Regions from separate parts of the Homo sapiens genome. Here region 1 is linked to region 2. The links are chromatin loops, found by intact Hi-C in ENCODE. Cell type or tissue: ascending aorta. All regions are shown on one strand. Each heading gives the region's core, and the rest is flanking DNA. Links, peaks and the distances in the headings are about the cores only. Region 1 overlaps ANKRD6 (ankyrin repeat domain 6). Region 2 overlaps ANKRD6 (ankyrin repeat domain 6).

The links. Hi-C counts contacts between places; a loop is a spot of excess contacts. Peaks named below come from ENCODE experiments on the same cell type or tissue, not always from the same donor. Only the 100,000 strongest peaks of a DNase experiment are listed, where the experiment ranks them.
Region 1: it touches region 2 in a loop (3-fold over the local background); 3 of 110 quality-filtered maps call a loop at or near these places.

Annotation. Positions count from the first base shown.
Region 1 is chr6:89,560,151-89,568,483 of GRCh38, forward strand. It overlaps ANKRD6 (ankyrin repeat domain 6), which reads left to right. Exons shown (of 16, transcript NM_001242809.2): 2 at 6,684-6,946. The coding sequence starts at 6,827. Among named protein-coding and RNA genes, the nearest start is that of MDN1-AS1, 74 kb to the right of the region's middle. In ascending aorta, for the core only: no CTCF peak of the experiment used is centred there; DNase peaks (open chromatin) are centred at 2,475, 4,721, 5,117 and 6,888; H3K4me3 peaks cover 4,740 bases; H3K27ac peaks cover 7,289 bases.
Region 2 is chr6:89,478,649-89,486,981 of GRCh38, forward strand. All of the region lies in intron 1 of ANKRD6 (ankyrin repeat domain 6), which reads left to right. Among named protein-coding and RNA genes, the nearest start is that of ANKRD6, 50 kb to the left of the region's middle. In ascending aorta, for the core only: a CTCF peak has its summit at 3,343; a DNase peak (open chromatin) is centred at 4,613; H3K4me3 peaks cover 1,986 bases; H3K27ac peaks cover 4,092 bases.

The DNA.
Region 1 (8,333 bases), core at 181-8,180, 81 kb after region 2:
TCTGCTTGAGCTACCATAACAAAATACCACACACTGGGTGGCTTAAACAACAGAAATTTATTTTCTTCCAGTTCTACTTTCCAGTTCTTCTGGCTAGAAGTCCCAGATCAAAGTCCAGCAGGGTTCAGTTTCGGGTGATGGCTGTCTTCTTGGCTTGCAGATGGGCTGTTTTGTCCTCACATGGCTGTTCTTCTGTGTGTGCACACTCAGAGTACGTGTGCAAGCATGAGTGCGCTAATTCTATCAGATCAGGGCTCCACCTTTATGACCAAATTCACCTTAATTATCTCCTATTTCCAAATACAGTCACACTGGGGGTGTGGGCTTCAACATATGAATTGGGGGACGCAATTCAGTTCATAGCAGAAGCTTATAGAAAACTGTAGGTGCTGGCTGGGCACGGTGGCTCACGCCTATAATCCCAGCACTTTGGGAGGCTGAGGCGTTTGGATCACCTCAGGTCAGGAGTTTGAGACCAGCCTGGCCAACATGGTGAAACCCCGTCTCTGCTAAAATACAAAAATTGGCCGGGCATCATGGTAGTCGTCTGTAATCCCAGCTACTCGGGAAGCTGAGGCAGGAGAATCACTTGAACCTGGGAGGCCGAGGTTGCAGTGAGCCGAGATTGCGCTATTGCACTGTAGCCTGGGGGGACAAGAGCGAGACTTTGTCTCCAAAAAAAAAGAAAAAAGAAAAACGGTAGGTGCACAGATGAGGGAATGGTCATCTTGTCTAGGGCAAGGCAGGGACAGCAGAAGGCTTAGCAGAGATAACACTTGGTCTGAACTTTGAGTATGCGCATGGTCATTTGCCAAGTGATGGGAGTGCCCAGCCCTGACTTGGAGGCTCTGGTGGTCTAGCAGTGCTGGTCAGTCAATAAGTTATTGTCCTACATAAAAAGGGACGGTCTCTACCTCCCAAGCCTTCTGTCAGTCACATCTTTATTCGGTGATATGTGCTTATTCCTCCTATGTGATTTTTACATCTGTAAGCAGCTTTTCTTGGAAGGGTATGTCACAGGTTTCCTGAATAATATTCAGATGTCACTCAGCTTTCACTGTAACAGCCTCTATGCCTCCTGCAGAGGTGGTTATTTCAAAAGATTCAGTGACAGAGTTAGAAGAAGAGAGTTTTTGTGCTTTAAATGGCTCAAGAAATAAACATACTTGTTTCTTTGTGACAGTGGGGTGTATTTATAATGAGTCATGGGCTTGCTAAAGCAGAGCGTGTCCACCCTGTCATTTCCCTTCTTTCGCAAATAGTCCTGGTGGGCACCAGGTTCCGTGAGCAGTCAGTGCTGAGTGTCCTCATAGGTAGTACTGTGTTAAGGGCCCTACCTGTGGGAGTAGATCTTCTCAGAAGGAGGAAGTGTTCTGGAAGCTGTAAGAAAATGAACCACTCCTTGCTTTATTCTTCCTTCCCACTCAGTTTACACTTATCTTCTGGCAACTGGACTTTTGGTCCCTGATCGTGGCTTTTCAGTGGCCAGATGATGAGTTTCTTTAAAGTACGGATTGAGTCACATTCCTCTCTGTTGCAGCCTTACTTGTCCCCCAGTGGTGATCACAGTAACCCAGTAGTGATTGCTTTTGGATAACTAGTATGATGGTTGTATATTTTTTTTTAAGCTTGTGTTATTCTGCTGGCAATTTGTTTCCCCAGTGGGATTCAGCCTCTTTGCAATGCACCCACCAGAGTCTCCAGCTATTCTCCTGCCCTTGGTGTAAGGCAAATGATGACCAAAGCAGGATTGCAGTCCATTCCATTGCCCCATTACCCTTGGGGAAATAGGGCAATGCTTTAGGACGGCAGGTGGTAAGAGGGTTTGTACTGACAGAGTAATTTCCCCATCTCTGGGACCAAAAATTCTGTCTTTAGAGACAGAGAGGAAAATGTGGGGATATTGGCTCAAGTCAAAATGAAAGCCCTCTCCTTTCTATGATCTCTCCAGGTGGGAATTAGATTTCTGTTGCTTCAACAAGTGGGCTGGAGCACACGCTTACAAGTTTAGGGCAGTCGACAGCACTCAGAACAGCTTCTGAAGGGGCTCAGTTCCCTGTTTACTCCCTTCCCCCTCCCCGGCAGAGACTGTTCAGAGGAGTATTTGTGAGACAAACGTCGGGAACAGCTGCTCAGCCAGACCCTTGTCTCCTGTGCTGCCGCAGTCACTGTGCTGGAACTCTCTGCCGAGGAGGGTGGAGTGTCTGGGCTCCGCTGCTCCCACAAAGCAAGCATTTTCCTGTTTTCTTGGAGGCAGTTTATTACAGATTTCAACCCTTTCTGCATCCCTCCCTCCCTTACAACACGCACACTCATCTTTTCTTGCATTACTGCTGAAATTATGCAAACTTCGTTTCTCTGTCATCTGAGCGTCATTCAGAAATGTTCCTCCGATCTGTGAATTGTTCCCTGACTTCAATCGGGGCAGTGTTACAGGTCCTCTGCTGGCAGGAGGGAGCAGTCCGTGAAAATCTGCAGACACAAGACTTTCAGAAGCTGTGACGAGCAGACTAGCAAGCCACAAAACATTGCAAGCTGAATGGATGTCTTAATAAGCTTTTAGATGTGATTTGGCCAGCATCAGCAGAGGAGGCTAACGGGAAAAGGCAGCGAACATTGTAACGTAAATCACTGCAGATTTGCTGGGAGTGACAGCCCTAGGAAGCTAATGATCTCTCCAGGAAAGAATTGACCACAGTTATCCAGAAACTGAACACGATGTAGAACAGAGAGGACAGCCCCTCGGATGTGAGTACCATCTCTTCAACACAAGGTTTGGAGCAGTAGGAGCAAAGCTAGTTTATAGCTGATGGCGCTCCATAGCCACCAGTTCCTGGGTGCCTGTGGGCCATCTCTGGGTGGGTTGTACATAATGCCTGGCCGGGACTTTTATTTGCAGGTCTCTTCTGGAATATTTTGCTTGTCGGGAGACAGAACGTAGTGGCTTTAGGATATTGGCAAATTCTCCAAAGTATAGGAGAATTTGTTGTAAAGCCCCAAGAGAACAGCAAAAGCAAACCTTATAGACCTTTTTCTGTAAAAAGAAAACTGATTGCATCACAGACAAGCAGCTGTGTGACCCTCTGGTATTTGTGATGAGAGACAAAAGAATTAGCAAATTACAGAGCAACAAAAATGGGGCAGTGGGCTGGGAGGATGGAGGGAAATCTTAGCAAGCTAAATCCCTATCTAGATTCAGAATGTGCATTGCATACTTATGCTCATGTGTTTATTTCCTTTTTGCTTAAAGAATGGGCAGCGTGTTTGCGTTTAAGGTTTTCCTCCAGAATGCTGTGAAAAATGAACATTGTGACAAAGAGGGGTGTAATTGATAGGCTTGGGGCAGAATACATTTCTCACTGCCAGCAATGGGAAGTATCTTGAATGATAGCTGATCTACTTGGAAGAGGAGGCTCAGATATAAGGAGGGGATGAACTGCTACAGCCAAGGTAGCCAACAGGTTGGCAGTGAAGTTTAACTCTTTGATTCAAGACTGGTTTCACCCCTCTATTCCCTTTCCCTCCCAATTTACTGTCAGGGGTTCCCCCATCCCTTCTTAAACTGCCCCCCACCCCTGCAACACACACATCTCTATCTGGTCCAATTTGTCAGGTCAGGGCATCAGATGAGAAGAAGCAGAGTGTCTTCTCACTCTAAGGAATGGGTATCATTGTTCTAGATGGGAGGTAAGGATTTGGGACTTAGGAACAGTGACCATGAGGGAGGGAGAGAGGTGGTGTCTCTGCTTGGCCTGCACCTGGTATCTCTGCTGGGCCTGCACCCACACCCAAGGCTGAAGGTGCAGGAAGAAGCAGAAAGGAAGCAGAAAAGAAGACCCTCATTTGATACCTTCCCACCCACAAACTGTGTGTAAATGCACCTGCAGGTGAAGGCTGGAGATCCTAGTAAGGAGGCGATTACTGGGCTTAAATTGAAAATGAGTTTGAGATGTCCAAGCACATAGGGATGGTGTTGGCAACAGACTAGGAATTGGAAAGCTGGGGTTCTGTTCCTGATCTTGCAGGCAGTTTTCTGTATGACTCTGGTAGGGAGAGTATCCAAAGTCCTGTGTGAGGGACCTGTTCTGGAGGCTGCTCTGTGGGTGCTTTGGTCATGGTGGAGGGGATGGAATGAGAGAGGAACATTCTTAAGTAGCTGTAACTGAAAAGCAAAAAAATAGAAGGGTGTTTCTGCTTGGCCAATGTTTTCTCACCACTGTAGTATTTTTCTATCTTTAACCAAACAAAAAGGAAAATTAATGTGGGCTGTGCTTGCAAAGGGCTGTTTACCAGTGGTAATTATCTAAACAAGGCTATCTCAGTAGCCTGCAGCTATGGCATAAGTGTACTTCAGTCTCAGTATCCAGGAGGCTGAATTCATTGCATGGGACTGGAGGGTGGGAGGGGAGTGGCTATCAATTTACTATGGGCCAGCTGGACCCCTGCATCCATTGCTGAGGAGGCTGCACAGCACTGCTGGTGTGGAGCTTGTGACCTCAACTGATGGGCTGTACTGAGGTTGCAGCAAAAAAAACCTCTACCCTCAGGGGCTAAGCCATGGAGCAGAATGAGTAGAATTTTAGCCATGAAAATGTTTGTATGAACTGGGCTGTTGTACTTGAGACATTTAAATACCCATTGCAAGAAAGGTTCTAGAATGGAAGGGGGCCGTTGGGTCTAGTGTCTAGAGTTAACAAATGGGTAGATGACGGGGGGGAGGGTGTGGCTGTGGAAGGGAGATCATTTCATAAGTCATGGCTAATACTCTATTTTCCTGCCATTTAGGCCTGGAGTGATTTTGCAATATTTGGGCAAACAGAGCAGAAGCTCAGTATAATTGGTTTGAACAAAGCACAGATTACCTGAATGAAAAGAGGCAGCGCACCTATGTTTTTAAAAACAAACCACTTCAAATAGTGTAACGGTCTGGGAAAGATAAAGCCCAGACTGTGGCCGTTCAGCGTGACCATGAGAATTTTCAAAGGCATTTCCAGTTCCATTACTTTCAGTGTTTTGAGTCTCAACTTTATTCCTTCTTTTTTTTTTTGGCTTGTTCTATTTCTGGCATATCCCAGGGATCTCAGACCGTGACTCACCAAGCTGCTTTACAGCAGACCCTTCACCAGATCTGTTTTGTTTCTAATGACCCAGTGAGCAGGAGCAGGATGGGTTTGCGAGAGTTCCTCTCTCTTTTTCTGCTATTCTTTACCTGCATTTTGAGCAACAGATGGAGAATGATGAGAAAGTTTGATAATTCACAAGAGTGGGGGGTAAGAATTCTTTCCGAAGTTACAGTATTCACATCTGGGCCATACTTTCACATAATAAAATACCCTCTTTAATACCCACCACAGTCCTGGGAGATAAATGTTCTCATGTCTGTTTTATACGTGGGCATTTAACCCTAGCCTCACAGAGTGGTTGGCCAAACAACCTGCCTGAATGCCACGGTGAACGAGTTCAAACAGGATATGGTCCAGGGCTTTCCAGCCGTATCATGGCCAATTCCTTAATCTTTAGAGACTGAAAGGACATTTGGGTGTGCCTGGGAACAAATGTAAAGGATGGCTGCATCTTCCAGACCTTCAGAGTTAGGATGTGTGGTAGGGTTTGGGTTGAAGGATGGTATCTCTGTTGTAGCATTTTCTTTCCATTTGTATGTACTAGTATTTTTAATAAGTATCTTTTAAAATGCAAAGAAGCCCTCACTTCCTTGCTGTTCTAGCAGGACTGGATTAGACATTTAAGTATTTCTTCTTCTACCATTCACCCTTGAAATAATTACCAGTGGCTTTGGTTGGGTCTAATGGCAGCCCAGGTATACTGGGGGGAGTCCCAGTCTTTAAAATTCTCTTCATTTTGCTATGTGGTAGGAAGAATTCAGTTTGCTACTAGTTACTACCCTCCAGATCACTGCTCTGCGACAGGGCTTTAGTGTTCCATAGGTGGTTTTGGTGCCACTTCTTTTCCTCCTGTTAGCAAGGAAGCAACATGACCAGCCCCCTGCATTGGCAGAGCCACTGTTAGTGTTTAGCATCTGTGTTGTCCCCAAGGTGGATTGTTTCAGCCACTTGGAACAAGGAATTGGCCCAGGCCTGTGCCCAGCTCTCCATCTGTTCCAGAACTCGTGAACTACACTATTTACGGTGAAAAAAGGTTGAAGGGAGAGAACTGCAGTAAATGCTAGGAGAAAACCCCAAAGAGAGAACCCACTCAGCAGGGTCTCTGTGGGGTGTGTTCCACAGGCCACTGACCCACTGGGGAAGCGGCACGTTAGCCATGGTGGACGCACAAAATCCAACCAGGGGGCCTTTGATGATCACACACGGTACAGTTCCCTGCCAAAGGCGGTGTGTAAACCAGGTGGTGCTTAGGGGATTATACCAGGCCTCCGCTCCCTGGGAGAAAAACAGAGCAAACCTTGCAGTTCTGGCCATACTCCTCCGGAGGATGTCCCTGATAGGGGAAGAAGGGAGGGAAGTTGGCACATTCTGCTGCCTTCCACTTGGAAGTTCTGTTCAGGGGCTTTGCTGTGGAGTGTGCTTCCTGTGTGTCCTGCCTCCCACAGCTACCCTCCCCTGCAACATGCAAGCAGCAGAATGCCTTAAAATCACAGAGAAGAGGTGTGACCTGTCCTTGTGTGTCAAGTGGCCCTGATGGCACCTTTGTTTTGTAACCCCTAGGTCCCGAAGATGGCATATTCATAAAGACATCTTCTGATGATTGTGAACATCTTTACCTCTGGGTGCCAGGCCGGGCCAGTGACTTCGTGTTGAGCTGAAGGAACTTGTCTACCGCTTCCCTGAAAACCTTTCTTTCCTAATTCATGAGCCAGCAAGATGCGGTCGCTGCACTTTCAGAGCGCCTTCTCGTAGCTGCGTACAAAGGCCAAACAGAGAATGTGGTTCAGCTCATCAACAAGGGCGCCAGGGTAGCGGTTACCAAGGTAACAAGAGAAAAATACGCTGTAGCCATTCCCTGGGAACTGGCCTACCTCTTAACCATTGTCTGAAAAACTGCTGTGTTTGGTTCACAGCTTTCAAAGAACTGGCTTTTCTTCCAATGATGGAGGTTTGGGGAGAAGGAGGATTATTAAGAATGCTTTTGTTGCCATCTTTCAAGTGGAGCAACTTGTAATTAGCATTTGACAGTCTTTAAAATCACGGTGGCTTTTCTCACCTATTTCTTTAGCTAAATGGAGAGGAGATCTCTTGGGAGAAGTTGGGACACAAAAGCTTACTGGACAGAGTGTGCGATAATCACGTTAGATGGGCCTCCCGGGGAGGTGGACCAGCTTGTACACAGCCCCTCCACTGTGCAGAGTCTCATTGTCCCCGTCTGTATGATGACGGCCTGGACCAGATGACTGCTACAACCTCTATAGGCTTTGATTTCATGTGGGTCAGTGAAGATGGGTGGTAAGCTTTGGAGGGCATTGCTTACCCTGCGCCAACAGAGAAGACTATGAAAGATAAGAGACCATACTGGCCAAAGGCAGTTTTGTAGCAAAGCCAAGAAAAGGCAGGCTCCGCGCAGCTAGAGGGAGAGTTTAAATACACTGGCAAAGTAATGCTGATAGCAAGCACTTATTGAGCCCTAGTATTGCTGTAAGCACTTTACAGCCTTCTAGAAGAGATTCTCTTCTCATTCCTGTTTTGGAGAGGAGGAAACTTGTCCAGGGTCCCTCAGCCGCTGAGTGGTGGAAATGCAACTTGTACCCACAGAGTCTGGCTCCGAAGCCCAACCTCCAGTCCTCCCCAGAAAGAGCTGTGAAGAGGGGCAAAGTTTAATTTTCATAGAAGGTCACCTGTTAACTTCTGACCTCCTGTGGCAGATCGGTCAGCTCCTATTTTCATGTTTACTTATGTGCAGTTTTCACATTCCATGCCGGCCTCCAGAGAGGTCTTGAGCTACTTGTAGGTCCCCATGGAGGTGAACAGGGGTTTGCCCATAGATGGTGATTGGATTGTTTGGAACTGAAGGTGAAGGGGGCCTTAACTCAGAGCTTGTGTGATCTACCCATAGCACTTTCCAGGGCCCAGGCAATCACAAATGGGAGAGAGTGCAGACTCTGTAGTTAGGGCACCTGCTCACAGATTTTAACTCTGCTTTGTTTGCTAATTGTGCAAGTTGCTTAACTTCTTTGAGCCTCAGTTTCTTATCTGTAAAAGAGGGATAGTAATGTCAGCTTTTCAGAATTGTTATAAGAACAATAACTTATTTAATGCACTTAGGGCATAGTCTGCAAGTTTTTTCTATACATAGACTTAATTATTTGCTATTTTATAAACAGCTTTATTAAGATATAATTTACGTTCATTAAATTCACCTAT
Region 2 (8,333 bases), core at 316-8,315:
GGTGGTGCTGAGACAGGAGAATTGCTTGAACCTGGGAGGCGGAGATTGGGATGAGCTGAGATTGCACCACTGCACTCCAGCCTGGGCGACAGAGTGAGACTCTGTCTCAAAAAAAAAAAAAAAGAGGAAAAATACTTAATTAAAAAAAAAATTTTTTTAAAAGAAATGAGACATACATAGAAGGAATATGAGGTGAAGAGACATAGAGAAGATGGCCATTTACAAGCTAAGAAGAGGGGCCTGAAAAGATGTTTCCCTCACAGCCCTCGGAAGTAGCCTACCCTGCTGACACCTTTATTTCAGATTTCTAGCATCCAGAACTGTGAGACAGTAAGTCTCTGTTGTTTAAGCCACCCAGTTTACATAATGCAGACATTTGGATGAATATTTACTTTGTGCTAGGCATTGCACTAGGTTTAGGAATACTAAGTCAAAGAAGTCAAGTTCTCTGTCTCGAAGGTACCTAGATTGGCATGTGCATAAAGAACCCTGGGGTTGTGCAATTTTGGGCGATAAACAGGGCATCATGGGAGGCTAGGTTAGGCAAGGGTCAGGGAAGATTTCCCGGGGATGTATCACTTGAGCTGAATTTTGAAGAACCACTGGGAGCTTACTTAACTATTTTTCTGTTATTGGACACTAGGATGTTTCCGGTTATTCATTTTTACAAATGAGAACTTCCCTGTGTTTTTGGATTATTTCTTTAGGATAGATTCTCAGCAACGTACCACTACTGAGACAAGAATATGAAACCAGAAACATCATTTGAAGGCAGCATAATATTCTACCAGATGGAGCTTTCCTGGCTCATTGAATCATCTTCTTTTATTGGATAGCAGTCCCCCTAATGTTCTGTTTCCAGTGTTTTGTTATTATAAATAGTGCTGTAGCATACATTTTTTGCATAAAGCCTTTTTCCATAATTAGAATTATTTCTTTTTTTATTTTTTATTTTTATTTATTTATTTATTTATTTATTTATTATTATTATACTTTAAGTTTTAGGGTACTTGTGCACAATGTGCAGGTTAGTTACATATGTATACATGTGCCATGCTGGTGTGCTGCACCCATTAACTCATCATTTAACATTAGGTATATCTCCTAATGCTATCCCTCCCGCCTCCCCTAGAATTGTTTCTTTAGTGATTGAATCATAGAAATAGAATTACAGTATGAAAAAGGTTTACTTACTTTTCAAAAATACTGACATTCTCAGTAATAATCAAGTGAAATTTATTAACAAATTAATTTGATTTATTATAGTCTTTATATTGTTTGGGGTGTGTTAAAACAGTTTAATACTTCCTGCTTTTAAAGACTGAAACTTTCCTAGAAAGTAAAGTTTGGTTTGTATCACGTGTGATGAAGAACCCCTTTTCTTTAAGTTCCTCCTCCACCTAAAAGAAACTTGCTTTATAAAGGGCACAATACTGTCACAAACTTGCCCACACAATTTCTGTGCTGGTTTCTCACCAGCTGGTGTGTATATTGCATCGGCCTCTGTTCATACTCTCCTAGATTGTTGTCTGTCTGAAAGGTAACTATCCCAGAAGATCAGCCTTCCAAGTGAGCTATTTCTGTTCTATTTTGTGTGTCTTTCAAAATGACTCCTGCATTCTCCACCAGACTCAAAATCCCATTTATGTTGGCAGCATATCTACTGTAATAGAGTAACAGAGAACTGCAGTTATGGTGACACATGGGAATAGGGGCGCATGAAGGAGCCAGGTCAGGAATGACAGGGTGCTCTGTCCCAGTGAGGGGAGGGTTTGCCAGCAAGGATTGTATTGTTCCCTTCATCTCAAAAGTGAGTATGAGTACATTTTAGTCACTTAACAAAGTAATAAACATCAAGGGCTACTTATATATTTTGTATATTTTTTATATATTTTATATATTTTTTGTATATTTTGTATATATAGTTTTGTATATTTTTAAAAAAGATATCCTCCTCACTAATTACTTTTTAAAAATTTTACTTTTAAAAATCAGAAAAAAAAAATGCAAAGTTGGCTAGAAATAGTGGCTCATGCCTTGGCACTTTGGGAGGCCAAGGCAGGAGGATCACTTGAGGCCAGGAGTTTGAGACCAGTCTGGGCAACATAGTGAGACCACATCTCTACATTTTTTTTTTGTTTTTTTTTGCTGGGCATGGTGGTGCATGCCTGTAGTTTCAGCTACTTGAGAGGCTGAGGTGGGACGATCACTTGAGCCCAGGAGGTTGAGGCTACAGTGAGCCATCATTGTGCCACAGCACTTCAGCCTGGGTGACAGAGTAAGACCCTGTCTCAAAAAAAAAAAAAATAGAAGAAGAAGAAGAAGCAAAGTTATATGTATTTTAAATATTATAGGAGCACACAATGTAGAAAGTGTAAGTATCCCATAATCCTACCCCACAAAGATAACCCACCATGGTCTGCAGTTTAGGACATATTTCTCTAAATTTTTTCCTTGCATTTAAAAAATACAGTGATGCTCAACTTCGTTAACAAAAAATGAAATACAAAGTAAACAAAAATGAGCATCCCCCACTTTAGCTCTTAAAGATAAAACAAAAACGTAAAAACAGTAGTTATATCCATGTTGGTGGCCACATAGCAAAATGGGTACTCTCATACAATGTTGGTAGGAATATAAATTGGTTCAAATTGAACATCTCAAACCTGAAAATCTGAAATGCTCCAAAATCCAGAAATTTTTGAGTGCCAACATGACGCTCAAAGGAAATGCTTATTGGAGAATTGTAGATTTTGGATTTTGGGATTTGATATGTTCAAAGTATAATACAAATATTCCCCAACCCCCCAAAATTCAAAATCGGAAACACTTCTGATTCTAAGCATTTCAAATTAAAGGATACTCAACCGTATAATCTATTTAGAGGGCAATTTGTCAGTAATGATCAAAATTTTATGTGTAACACATGTCATGTGCATTTCCTCTGTTGACTTTAGAAAAAGAGGAATGTTGATAGCTGTTTTATAATAATGTTATTAGCAATAGTGATCGTGGTAGTGGCAGGAATACTGCTGGTTGTGCTGCTTGCAGTAGTGGTACTGGTGGTACGGCTGGCAGTGCTGGTGGTACTGCTGCTGCTGCTGGTGGTGGTACTGCTGCTGGTGGTGGTACTATTGGCAGTGCTGATACTGTACCACTGATAGCACTGGTACTGGTGGTACTGGTGGTGCTGGTGATTTGAGCATTCACTGCCTTCTACTATGTGATGAAGCTTAACAAAGTCACATCCAAGTCTGCTTTGTACCCAGAACAGTGCCAGAGGGCAGTGTGGGTCAAAGCACCTCTTTTGATTCTCTCATAACATAGACAGAAAGATGAGCTTTCCAGGAGGAAAGATTTTTACCATTGCCCCTCATAAGGTGGAAATAGCTGGTGTCCATCCAAGCCCCTGCTCACACACTCAGAAGGCACTTCCTAGGAACTCCTTCCCCGCCTTTGCTTCTAAGTCCCAGACCAGCAGTGAGATTCTGCCCTTTGAAATATTTATAACATTCAATTCACTATAAAACACTTTGTAAATGTAAGTGCTGTAAGTGGCCCAAATTATATCAGCAGCTTTTTGAGAAATGGGAAAAGGAAAAGGAATTTAAGGGAATGGGATCCAGTGAGCCAACCTTGCTATTTTCAAACCAAAATAAATGGCCGTAGATCTGCATTTTATAATTTCAGAAATGACTAATGCTTGGACTATTTTTGAGCATTATAAGAGTGGCTTCATCCCAGTATAAATCATTCTTTCTACATTACACAGATTATGTTGCTTTTTAAATCAATTTTTTTATTTCATAGTCATTTTGTTTCCAGGTCTAAAAATCCTGAAATTCCTTTCTTAAGGGGGTCCCTTTGTATCAGCCACTAAGGAAGTCATTGAAACCTAACTGGCTTCTCCCAGCACCCACTACGTAGGCTACCCTCTCCCCAGTCCTGCAGGAAAGGCCCCTTGCCCACAAATGCACAGGGGCCGGAATTTTTCATTGTTGGAAATTCTCCCCACCTTGTGTAGATACTGTCTCCATCTAATCATCACTCCTTTGTTCTGCTGTTTGGAACCCCCAGAATAAATCTACTCTTTGTATCCTTCATGTATTGAGGATGGTCATACCCCTACTCCCACCCTCAAATGATTTCTTCCTCATTGGACAGGATTCCTGGAAGTTACCCTCCTGGTTACCTACTCCACTAGGTAGAATAGTACACAGACTGTCTATTCTCCCGAGTCCCCACCAACTTGTTCATAATAATGTATTTCTGATAATGAATCCTAAAATTGAGTTTGTTAACTTGTTTTTGGCACCCACATCACACCATTGTCTCATATTGATCTATAAACAAACCAAAACTCCAGACCAGTTGCTTTTTGAGCCTAAGTGCAAGATGTAACATGCTTCTCTGAAATGTTGTCTTTTTTCCTTTGGGCTCATTCTTTCCAGACCCAGACATCTTTTGGAATTCTGATTCTGTCCAGTGGGTCTTATCTAAAGCATTCCTCTCTCCCAGCACAGTGTCCTTGGATGACTTGAAAAGCCCGCCTGGTAGATTGCTGATGTATTTACTTAGGCCCAGGGCTCTGAAGAGGGTGACAAATCTCTCATAACGAGTTTGCCAAATGCATGCTGGCAGCCCACGGATTCAAGGCTCCTTAGAGAAGGCAGAAGAACAAAACCTAGGGCCTGGCTGTCAGAGGGTGCCACAGCTGCTGGGGTGGAGAATCTGCTGGGGTGGAGGATTGGAAGAGTTTTGGTTTGGCCATTGACATGTAAATGTCAGAGAGGCCTGAGGCTGTTCCCCAGTGGACCCTCCCGCCTTCCCACACAAAGCCCTGGCTCTGTGAGGGCCATGGCTTTGCCTTTGTGAGGCCTGGGCCATCCCAGCTGCAGAGGGAAGTCCCCGTAAGTATTCACTCTTGTAAAACTGTTCCATTTTGCACTGTGGTTGTCGACAGCAAGCTTCTCCCAGCTGCATGGAGTGGGAGTGTTCTCTTTGGAATGCGCTCTTTTCTGGATATAGACATAGGTCCTTTAAAGGTTTTTGAAATGAAAATGAATACTACTAGGTGATTATTAATTTGAATTATGTAAGGAGAGAAACAGAGAGATATATTTGTGCACGTGTATGTGCATTTACAAGAACAAGATTAGCTACAAGGTTCAAAGGACTTTTTGAATTTTACCTGATATTTCTGAAGGATAATTTTATTTTTGGCATTGTGTTTTCTGTAGTCCTCCTCTCTCTCTCTGTCTCTCTCTCTCTCTCTAACCTATTTTGAGACAGAGTCTCGTGCTGTTGCCCAGGCTGGAGTGCAGTGGTGCAATCTTGGCTCACTGCAACCTCTGTCAAGCGCTTCTCGTGCCTCAGTGTCCTGAGTATCTGGGATTACAGGTGTGCCCACCACCATGCCCTGCTAATTTTTGTATTTTTAGTAGAGATGAGGTTTTACCATGTTGGCCAGGCTGGTCTCAAACTCCTGACCTCAGGTGATCCGCCTGCCTCAGCCTCCCAAGGTGCTGGAGTTACAGATGTGAGCCACCGCGGCCGGCCAAGAATGAATATTTTGAAGTGTTTTTTCTTTTTTCCTCTGAAACTTCAGTGTCCTATATTCAATATGTGAATTGTGAAATACGTGATGCGCTTACCACAGGGTAGAGGATATATGTCTTTGTCATGCTGTGGGCTTATTTTTTTTATAAGTCCTTTACTAACTGGCCAGCGATTATTTAAAATATAAATTGAGATTTCATATTCAGAATGAGGAGTACTGGATTGAGTAAGAGGAAAATCTTGATCTTAAAAAATCTTGAAGTAAAAGGTTTTGTTTGGTAAAGTTTTCCCACATAGGACTCACTTCCTTAACTGCTTACAGAGATGGTGCTTTTAAAGAAAACATTTTCTTAATAAAATACAAATGTTTTCAGATCTCTCTGTCTTTGGTACAGATGCCTTTTGCAATATGAGTTCAGTACACAGTGTGCATCCTTAAGCCTTGAATATTCAGATACATTTTTGCTCTTTTAAAAGTAATTACAGTAATAGAATTATGTTTACATTCCAGAATACCCATAATGAGATTGGAAAAAAAAGTTCAAGCAGTCAGTCTTCTATCCAGAAGCCATAAATTCTGTTATTGAGTGTGAAATCTATTCTTAATTTTTAAATGTCTTTTGCTCTAATGAACTTAATTAGTGGAGTTTGGTACAGTGGAAAGAATACTAAACAAAGTGTTTTGAGACGTGGGCTCTATCTCTAGCTACCTAGGTGGCCTTAGGTGAATGTCTTCTGGACCTCAGTGATGGACTGTATCAATGGTTCTCAACTCAGGGGCCCTTGGAAATGTTGAGTGGGAACATGTCAGGTTGCCACACTGTATGGGGGCACTAATGGTTTGGGAACCCTGGATGTTAGGCATCTTGAAATGCCCCAGACTGTCTCACCCAGCCCAATGAAGAATTGGCCCACTCCAAATATCAATGACACCCCTACGAGTAACACTGGACTAGATGATTACTTAGGTTTTTCCTGCTTTGTTACTGTCAAGTTCATAAGTGGAGTATTGGCAAGCATCTAAAATAATGTGATGCCAATACGCTCAGTGTCTGTCTCTCACATTTAGCATTGAACGCTATGTTTTCTGGGGTGAAGTCATACCCAGTAATGCTGGGTCAGGACATGCGGCTGTGGCAACTCAGATTCAGAGCTTTGTTGCTGGGAGAAATCTCTACTGTAAGCACAGAAAATACTGATATGGCTCAAAAGCAGGTGCAGAGCTGGACCTGGGTTTTTTGGTTGGCTTTGGATTATCCTTATATTCTTTCCTCAAAGGGAAGCAGTGGGTTTGTGGCCACATGCTTGCCCCAAGGCCCTGGGCTTTTCTGCTGTAAACAAAGGGCAGCTGCCTCTTCACACTTCTCTGCTGCTTGGTGCTGTCCCATCTGTTGGGAAAGGGGGTCTCTGGAGCCTCCAGTGCTGCCCTGCAAACCCAAATCCGGCTGCCTGTTGTCAGGAACCATCTAGACAACTCTGACGAGGCAGAAGGGGATTTGGTCTGGAAAAAAGATTCCTGGGGTGTCTAAATTTTTTGGTAGGTTGGCATGATTAAATTACTCCTTATTTGATAGTGAAGTGCTGTTAAATGAAAGTCACACAGGAAAGCTTCTCTCTGGATTGTCTTTTTGTAGAAAGCAAAGGTGAGTTATTACTAATCCTCACCAGAAATTTGCTGTGATGTTTGTGCATATATACAACTCTTAATAACTACAGTGTTCTATTACCTGAAGCATGCGTTTTAATTAATGTGTTATTTTCCCTATAAAAATAATTTATTTAAAGAAAATTCAACTAAGAAAAATATCAGTAATAACTACATTTTGATACATATCTTGCCAGTCTTTAAAACATTTTTAAAAAATGGGGTCATAATGTATGATGTTTTACAACTTTCTTTGTTCACTTTGTAATATCTCATGTATTGTTTCTGAGACATATAGTCATGTGTCACATAACAACTTTGTAGCCAGTGACAGACCATCTATAGGAAGGTGGTCCCAAAAGATTATGATGGAGCTTGTGTAGAAACCTGATGTGTGGCACTTGAGATTGGCATTGCAGATCAAGTAGCAGAAATGATTGATATTCAGTAATGGTGCTGGGACATTTGATTATATACATATATGAAAAAATTATATAAATAAAAATATATATACCATCTAGGTTTATGTAAGTACACTCTATGATGTTCTCACATGACAAAATCACCTAACAGTACATTTCTCAGAATGTATCCATGTTTGTAACATGATTGTATTACACAATTTTACATGACTTCTGTCTTAGTTCAGGCTGCTATAACAAAATACCATAGACGGGTGGCTTAAGCAATCAGAAATTTATTTCTGACAGTTCTGAGAGCTGGGACATTTGAGATCAGGGTGTCAGCATGGATTAGTTCTTTTAAAAATTTTTTAAATATATTTTTAATTTTTAATTTTTTTGTAGAGATGGAGTCTCACCATCTTGCCTAGGCTGGTCTCAAACTCCCGGGCTCAAGCGATCTCTTTCCTTGCCCTCCCAAAGTGCTAGAGGTGCGAGCCACCCTGGTTCAGTTCTGTCAATGGCCCTCTTCCTGGTTTCCTTGCCATGTCCTCACATTTGTAGAGCAGAGAGAAAGGAAGCAAGCTCTCTTGTTATCTCTTCTCATAAGGGCACTAATCCCATTGTGAAGGCTTCACCCTCATAACCTAATTACCTCCCCAAAGTCCCATCTCCAAATCACATCACACTGGGGATTAGGGTTTAAACATATGAATTTGGGGTTGGGG